Regions from separate parts of the Homo sapiens genome. Here all the other regions are linked to region 2. A link is a loop called in an ENCODE intact Hi-C map of the cell type or tissue named here. Cell type or tissue: ascending aorta. All regions are shown on one strand. Region 1 has its middle 16 kb from the start of HIF3A. Region 2 has its middle 18 kb from the start of PNMA8B. Region 3 overlaps PPP5C (protein phosphatase 5 catalytic subunit).

Region 1 (2,500 bases), 230 kb after region 2:
GCGTGCCTGTAGTCTCAGCTACTCAGGAGGCTGAGGCAAGAGAATCGCTTGAGCCTGGGAGGTGGAGGTTGCAGTGAGCCAAGATCACGCCACTGCACTCCAGGCTGGGCGACAGAGCGAGACTCCGTCTTAACAAAACAAAACAAACACCCCCCCATCCACACACAATTCCAACTTCCAAATAACTCTGAAAAGGTAGAGATTGTTGTATAACTTATTTGGTGGCAAAACTTGACCTGAACTAACACAAGGCTATTTTGGCAATCTTCTATATTTACTCCACGTTTCTGTGAATAGCCCTCATTTCATTGCATAAATGTTGATGTGTTTGATTCCAGGAACTATCCTGAACCCAGTTGGGGCGTTACATTATATGTGCCATAGACATGTGGTACTTTTTTTTTTTTTTTTTTTAATGGAGTCTCACTCTCTCGCCCAGGCTGGAGTGCAGTGGCGCAGTGTGATCATGGCTCATTGCAGCCTCAACCTCCTGGGTCAAGTGATCCTCTTACCTCAGCCTCCTCCGTAGCTGGGACTACAGGTGCACGCCACGACGTCCAGCTAATTTTTAAAATTGTTTGTAGACACAGGGTCTTGCTCTGTTACCCAGCCTGGTCTCCAACTCCTGAGCTCAAGCAATCTTCCCACTTCAGCGTCCCAAAGTGGTGGGATTACAGGTGTGAGCCACTGTGCCCGGCCGATATGTCACTTAAAAAATCCAAACATGACTGGGGGCGGTGGCTCACACCTGTAATCCCAGCACTTTGGGACACTAAAGTGGAAAGACTGCTTGAGGCCAAGGGTTCAGGACCAGCCTGGGCAACATAGTGAGACCCCCATCTCTATCAAGGATGAAAAAATTAGCCGGTGTGGTGGCCTACACAGCATAGTCCAGCTGCTCGGGAGGCTGAGGTGGGAGGATCGTTTGAGTCCAGGAGTTTGAGGCTGCAGTGAGCCACAATTGCACCACTGCACTCCAGTTTGAGCAACAGAGTGTGGACCTGCCTCAAAATAATACTAATAATAGTAATCATAATAATAAAATTAAGGAGTTCTGAGACCATCATTTGGGAGCTGCTGGCAGCTAAGCCCTAACTAAGCCTGACACGCCCTCTCGTGGCAGAAATTAGGATGACTCTGATACTATACTTACATATGAGGGTCACATTGGCTACATATTTTAGTAGCCTGATTTCTTTTTCTTTCTCCTTTTTTTTTTTTGAGACGGAGTCTCGCTCTGTTGCCCAGGCTGGAGTGCAGTGGCGCGATCTTGGCTCACGGCAGCCTCTGCCTCCCAGTTTCAAGTGATTCTCCTGCCTCAGTCTCCAAAGTAGCTGGGACTACAGGCGGGTGCCACCACACCCAGCAAATTTTTTTTTTTTTTTGAGACAGAGGTTCGTTCTTTGTTGCCCAGGCTGGAGTGCAATGATGCCATCTCGGCTCACCGCAACCTCCGCCTCCTGGGTTCAAGTGATTCTCCTGCCTCAACCTCCCGAATAGCTGGGATTACAGACATGCGCCACCATGCCCGGCTAATTTTGTATTTTTAATGGAGACGGGGTTTCTCCATGTTGGTCAGGCTGGTCTCGAACTCCTGACCTCAAGTGATCCGCCCACCTTGGCCTCCCAAAGTGCTGAGATTACAGGTGTGAGCCACCACACCCAGCACCAGTAGCTAGATTTTACATACTAATATCTCCAATTCATTGAAAGATTATGTGCCAGAAACTGTTTTAAACATTTCACATCACATAATTTAAAGTTCTTTTAGACAAGGTCTCACTCTGTCTCCCAGGATGGAGGGCAGTGATGCAATTTCGGCTCACTGCAGCCTTGATCTCCTGGGCTCAAACAATCCTCCTGCCTCAGCCTCCTGAGTAGCTGGGACCACAGGCATATGCCACCACACCTGGCTAATTTTTACTTTGTCTTTTTGTAGAGACAGGGTCTCACTATGTTGCCCAGGCTGGTCTCGAACTCCTGGGCTCAAGTGATACTCTTGCCTCAGCCTACCAAAGTGCTACAGGTGTGAGCTACTGCACCTGGCCTGGCCTTTATGGTTTTAACCCGGGTTTCCGTTATCCTCAATATGATTACTTATTGGATCAATCTCTTGGATCAGCTTGGCTCCTACAGGGAGCAGATGCTGAGAGAAAGGTGGGAGTTGTCTCAGTTCTTCTCATGAGATGTATTTATTTATTTATTTTGACACGGAGTCTAGCTCCAGGCTGAGTGCAGTGGCATGATCTCAGCTCACTGCAACCTCTGTCTCCTGGGTTCAAGCGATTTTCCTGCCTGAGCATCCCGAGCGGCTGGGATTACAGGTGCGTGCCACCACGCCTGGATAATTTTTGTATTTTTAGTAGCGACGGGGCTTTGCCATGTTGGCCAGGCTGGTCTCGAACTCCTGACCTCAGGAGTGATCCACCCACCTCGGCCTCCCAAAGTGCTGGGATTACAGACATAAGCCACTGCACCCGGCCTTTATGAGATTTAATCT
Region 2 (2,500 bases):
TCGGTATGCTGGATGTGCAAGTGTGTGTGAACATGTCGGTGTATCTGGATGTGTGTGTTAGAATGTGACTAGGAGTGTGAGCATGATTGTGTGTTTTGTGAGTGTGTTGGCACCTGTGTAAGTCTGTGTGTGTAGGTGTGTGCCTATTAGTGTGACTGTGACACTAGCTGACAGGAGCCCACGGCCACACCTTGAACCCGACAACCCCTGCCCTCAGTCTCTGCAAGGACCCATCCTCAGCATGCTCCCAAATTTTGGGTGTCACCTTCAGTATAATCCTCACATATTGGGGACTTCCCAAATACAGGGTCACCAGCTTCTCATGTAGCCAAAACCAAATAAATGCAAAATGAGTAAAAACAAACACAAAAATGAAACCAATGTGAAGAAAGGAAAACATAAAACCAAAGAATGGGTGGGAGAGAATTGCAAACTAAAACGAGGATTTTAAATGGAAAACATGGCCAGGTGGGCAGCTCATGCCTATAATCCCAGCACTTTGGGAGGCCGAGGCAGGCAGATCACTTGAGGTCAAGAGTTCGAGACCAGCCTGCCCAACATGGTGAAACCCCGTCTCTACTAATAATACAAAAATTAGCTTGCGTGTTGGCGCGCGCCTGTAGTTCCAGTTGGGCAGGAGGCTGAGGTGAGAGGATGGCTTGAGCCTGGGAGGCGGAGCTTGCAGTGAGCTGAGATCAGGCCACTGCACTCCAGCCTGGGCGACAGAGGCAGACTCCGTTTCTAAATACATACATAAATAAATAGAAAACATTTACGTTTGGATATATCCCACTTCCTCACCTAACTGTCCCCACTCTTGTTCAGGTTCTGGCCCCCTGGTGGAAGTCGGGCAGGCACCCTCCCGGGGCTGACACTGGGGAGCAACATGAAGTCAAATTTTCATCCCATTTCTCAGATGAGGAAACTGAGGCTCAGAGGTGGGGAAGAGCTCGAACCCCGGTCTGTCGGCCCCTCTGATTGCCACCCCCTTGTCCCTCGGGCGGGTTAGACCCGATGTCGCGCTGGTCCCTACAACACCATCCCCAGGGGCTGAATGCTCAAGCCCCTCCGGCGGTTCAAGCAGGGAGAGGAGCGCCCGAGACACGCGGCTAGGAGGGAGGAAGGAGAGTTCCACAGACAACAGGCGACGCGCTCGTGTTCCCCACCAGGGGGCGCTGCAGGACCGCTGGCTAAAGCGCCGGCTCAGAACGCCCTGGCCCGGTGGCTTGGCCTAGTGGTCCTTAGCCTGGCTTGTATGTTAGAATCACTTGGGAGTGCTTAAAGATCCCAATCTTCAGGCCACACCCCAAAACAGCGGAATCAGAGTCCCTGGGAGTGGAGCCAGGGCATCGGTATTTTGCAAATCTTCCCCTAAGTGATTCCAAAAGTGCAGCCAGATTGGGAACCACTGACTTATAGAGGTTTTCATGACAATGCTAAGAGAACGAGATCCCTATTTTCAGGTACATAAGTGAAGGCCCCAACAGGTAATTAACCAGCCGAAGGTTGTAAGTGACAGCAGGGGCTGGGGGTGGGGTGAGCCCAGGCAACAGCACTGCAAATATCCCTCCCACACCAAGCCCTGTCCCCATCTCTTGTATGCCCCTGCCCCATCCCCCAGCTCCCCACTTTAGAAGCAATAATGTCCCCACTCGTCCTCTCCCTGGGAAGGTAAAGGCTAATTTGGAGTCAAGACTCCAGTTTTCTGGGGCGATTTCATCAAAAATCCTGCTGTCTGGGCTGGGTGCGGTGGCTCATGCTTGTAATCCCAGCACTTTGGGAGGCCAAGGCGGGTGGATCACTTGAGGTCAGGAGTTTGAGATCAGCCTGACCAACATGGCGAAACCCTGTCTCTACTAAAAATAGAAAAATTAGTTGGGCGTGGTGGCATGTGCCTGTAATCCCAGCTACTTAGGAGGCTGAGTCAGGAGAATTGCTTGAACCCGAGAGGCAGAGGTTGCAGTAAGCCAAGATCACACCACTGCCCTCCAGCCTGGGTGACAGAGTGAGACTCCACCTCAAAAAATAAAATAAAATAAAATAAAAAAGAAAATCCTGTTGTCTGAAACCATAACCATGAATTTGGGAACTGAATTTAATCCTCCTTGAGTTAAAAATAATGAATATTGTTGCTGCCATCTCTGGATTACAAAAGTGCCCATCTCATAGCTGAGCCCTTGGCTGATGCTCTTGTGGCGTCCCAGGGGCAGAGATGGTTGTGTCCATTCCAGAGAAACACAGATTTAGACTCTTCAGGTCTTTTCTCTGCCAGCTGTTGCCACAGGGCACACTGTGGGGCATGGTATCCAAGACGATTGCTATCAGTTCTCCTGCCCTATGAGCCCACTACCTTTCCCATCAAGAGATGGGATCTCTTTCTCCTCAGCTTGAATCTGGGCTAGCCTTACGACTTGGTTGGACCAATAGAATTCAGCACAAATGATGTGATACAAGTTCCAGGTGTAGCCCTTAAGAGACATGGCAGGATTCACCGCCTCCC
Region 3 (2,500 bases), 160 kb after region 2:
AGACGGGGTTTCACCGTGTTAGCCAGGATGGTCTCGATCTCCTGACCTCGTGATCCTCCTGCCTTGGCCTCCCAAAGTGCTGGGATTACAGGCGTGAGCCACAGCGCCTGGCCGAGAAGTGGGCCTTCTGAGCCAGGCCAAGACCAAAAGGCTCCCACTCTCACGCCCCATGCCATGGTGACCTCTGGGCAGGAGCGTGGCACAGGGGTAAGCACAGAGGCAGGAGTAGGTGGCCTGGGCCCAGTCCCTAGCTCTGCCTCTTACTACCTGGGTATCCCTGGGCTACTGAGGAACCCCCTGTGGACTAGGGTTTCCTAGAGTCCTTCTACCAGCAGCCCTGCACAGAGTCCCCACCCTCACTCCCATTTTAATGTTCTCAACAGCACTCCGAGAGTCCTTCTTACACACAGCCCTGCCCTCCCAGGGCTTACCATCCAGTGGAGGAGACAGATCCATCCCTAGACAGTGGTGCCCAGTGTTTAGGGTTGGGGCAGCTCGGAGGGGACACTGGGGCTGAGACCTGGAGGATGGGAGTCAGTTGGTTGAAGAGATGGAAGAAGAGAGTCCCAGGCTCCATGAGTGGCTCCAGAGGGAAAGGAAGGAGGGATGCAGAGAGAGATGAGGACTGACATTACAGAAGGGAGAAGCCGGGTCCTGGGGATGTGGCCAGCAACAATCTAACAACATTCCTCTTTGCCACGCCAACTCCTGGCAATCTTTCAAATGCTCACATGTCCCCTCCTCCGGGAAGCCCTCCTTTACTCCCAGGCTGGGTCAGGCCCCCGACTGGGCTGCCCCAGCCCCTGGGATCTCCTGTGCCAGCCCTGTCCACTCTCATCGTCACTGTTGAGTAATGAGTGTGTCCCTCCAGAGCTGTAAGCCCCAGGAGGGCAGGGCCCGGGACTTCCCAAAAACAAACAAGGGCAGAACTGGGCAGCCCAGATCTGACCGACCCTCCCTGGAATGCCAGCGCCTTTGAGGACTCCTTCAGGCCTCCTGGCTGTGGTCCAGAGGCTGCCTGGCCCGCGCTCCTGATGGGGCAGCTGTTACTCCAGTGGCACAGGGAGGGGATCCTGGAGTCTCAGGGCCTGCCACCCGGCTCTGCAGATCTCTAACTCGAGGCTGCAGGCAAATAGCCTCCTCTTTCTGAGCTCTGCCTCACTGGGTGGCCGTGAGGATTTTACGAACTTGTGTAAGAAAACTGGCTGCAGCAAAAGAAGCAGGCAAAAGAAGTGAATGCGTGAATGACTAAATGAAGGGAGGAAGTGAAGGGAACAAGAGGAAATGGGAGGAGCCTGTACTCCACGGGTCGACCCACATGCCATATCCTGGCCCTGTTCTATGCGCTTTACAAACAGGACCATATTTAAGCCTCAAGACATTCCCCATTTTAGATGCAAGGAAACAGAGGCCCAGAGAAGTTAAGTCATTTGCCCAGGCGTCATCAAGCAGGTAAAGGAAGACATAGGGTTTGAACCCAGGCAGCCTGAGCTCTCAACCATGGCCTGCTTCCTCCCCACAAGCTCTTATACCTGGAGCCTCCTTAGGGGTTAAGCATAAGCCCCCACCCCCCATTTTACAGAAGCGGGGCACTGAGGCCCACAGAGAGGGGAAGACAGTTGAGACACTTCCCTTAGACTCAGACATGAGACGGGGGACGAGGCTCTGCCCCCAGGATTTCTGGAATAGGCCTGAACTTACAGAGCAACCAGCCACAGTTGAGGGGACAGTCCTCTGAGCCCTGGGACCTCTCTTCTCCCTGCTGGGGCCCCTCTTCTCCTCAACAGGGCCAGTACAGCTCTGGGAGGAACCTGAACGTGGGAGCCAAGCACGTGGCGAGGAAGGGGATATCCGGGCCCTGCTGCTCACACACTCTGACCTTGGGCGAGTGGTTTTTTCACTTCTCCGAGCCTTGCTTCCTTTATAAAACAAACAGGGCCACTCCTAGCCATCTCCCAGCCCCCGGGGAGGATTAAACCCCACAGCGTACCTGGCCACAAGGCTCAATTAAGGTGAGCTGTCATTATTCTTTTTTATTGTTATTCCCACAGCCCTGGAGCCTGGGGCTCTGTGCCTGCTACTGCCTGACAGACAGCAAGGGGCCTGGGCCAGCAGGGCCGTTCTCCTCCGTGCCAGCTCAGTGCCAGGCCCCTCTGGCTGCCTGCCCAGCCCCAGGACTCCTGAGAGCCTGGATCCCAGGTCCTGGGGGGCAACAGGCTCCTCCCAATGGCTGCTGTGGCCCAGAATTCTGATGCGGCCTCAGCAGCAACCCCCATGCAGGCTGCTCCCATCCCAGGGAATTCCACCTTCCACCCCATCACCTGGCTGAGACAGCCTCATCCTGGACTCCTCTCCATCCCTCAGCCCCCAAAGCCCGGTAGTCACTTCACTTATTCTGCCAAGTCAGCCTCCTGAACATCTCTCAGATTCAGCCACTCCCTTCTCACCCTCCAGCCCCACCCAGCCCTGGTCTGGCCTCTCCTGCCCAGGTTCCTGGCTC

Evidence for each region. A loop is a pair of places that touch in the nucleus more often than their neighbours do. Peaks named below come from ENCODE experiments on the same cell type or tissue, not always from the same donor. Only the 100,000 strongest peaks of a DNase experiment are listed, where the experiment ranks them.
Region 1: a loop joins it to region 2, with 8 times the contacts of the local background. A loop is called at or near these places in 57 of 110 quality-filtered maps.
Region 3: a loop joins it to region 2, with 2.2 times the contacts of the local background. A loop is called at or near these places in 2 of 110 quality-filtered maps.

Annotation. Positions count from the first base shown.
Region 1 is chr19:46,279,558-46,282,057 of GRCh38, reverse strand. No RefSeq gene overlaps it. Among named protein-coding and RNA genes, the nearest start is that of HIF3A, 16 kb to the left of the region's middle. In ascending aorta, a CTCF peak has its summit at 1,126 (motif pointing left); a DNase peak (open chromatin) is centred at 1,117.
Region 2 is chr19:46,512,313-46,514,812 of GRCh38, reverse strand. No RefSeq gene overlaps it. Among named protein-coding and RNA genes, the nearest start is that of PNMA8B, 18 kb to the right of the region's middle. In ascending aorta, a CTCF peak has its summit at 1,163 (motif pointing right); a DNase peak (open chromatin) is centred at 1,192; H3K4me3 peaks cover 525 bases; H3K27ac peaks cover 429 bases.
Region 3 is chr19:46,350,152-46,352,651 of GRCh38, reverse strand. The region is part of intron 1 of PPP5C (protein phosphatase 5 catalytic subunit); the gene reads right to left. Among named protein-coding and RNA genes, the nearest start is that of PPP5C, 4.3 kb to the right of the region's middle. RefSeq lists enhancers at 1,104-1,905, 1,952-2,191. In ascending aorta, no CTCF peak of the experiment used is centred here; a DNase peak (open chromatin) is centred at 941; H3K4me3 peaks cover 1,825 bases; H3K27ac peaks cover 2,429 bases.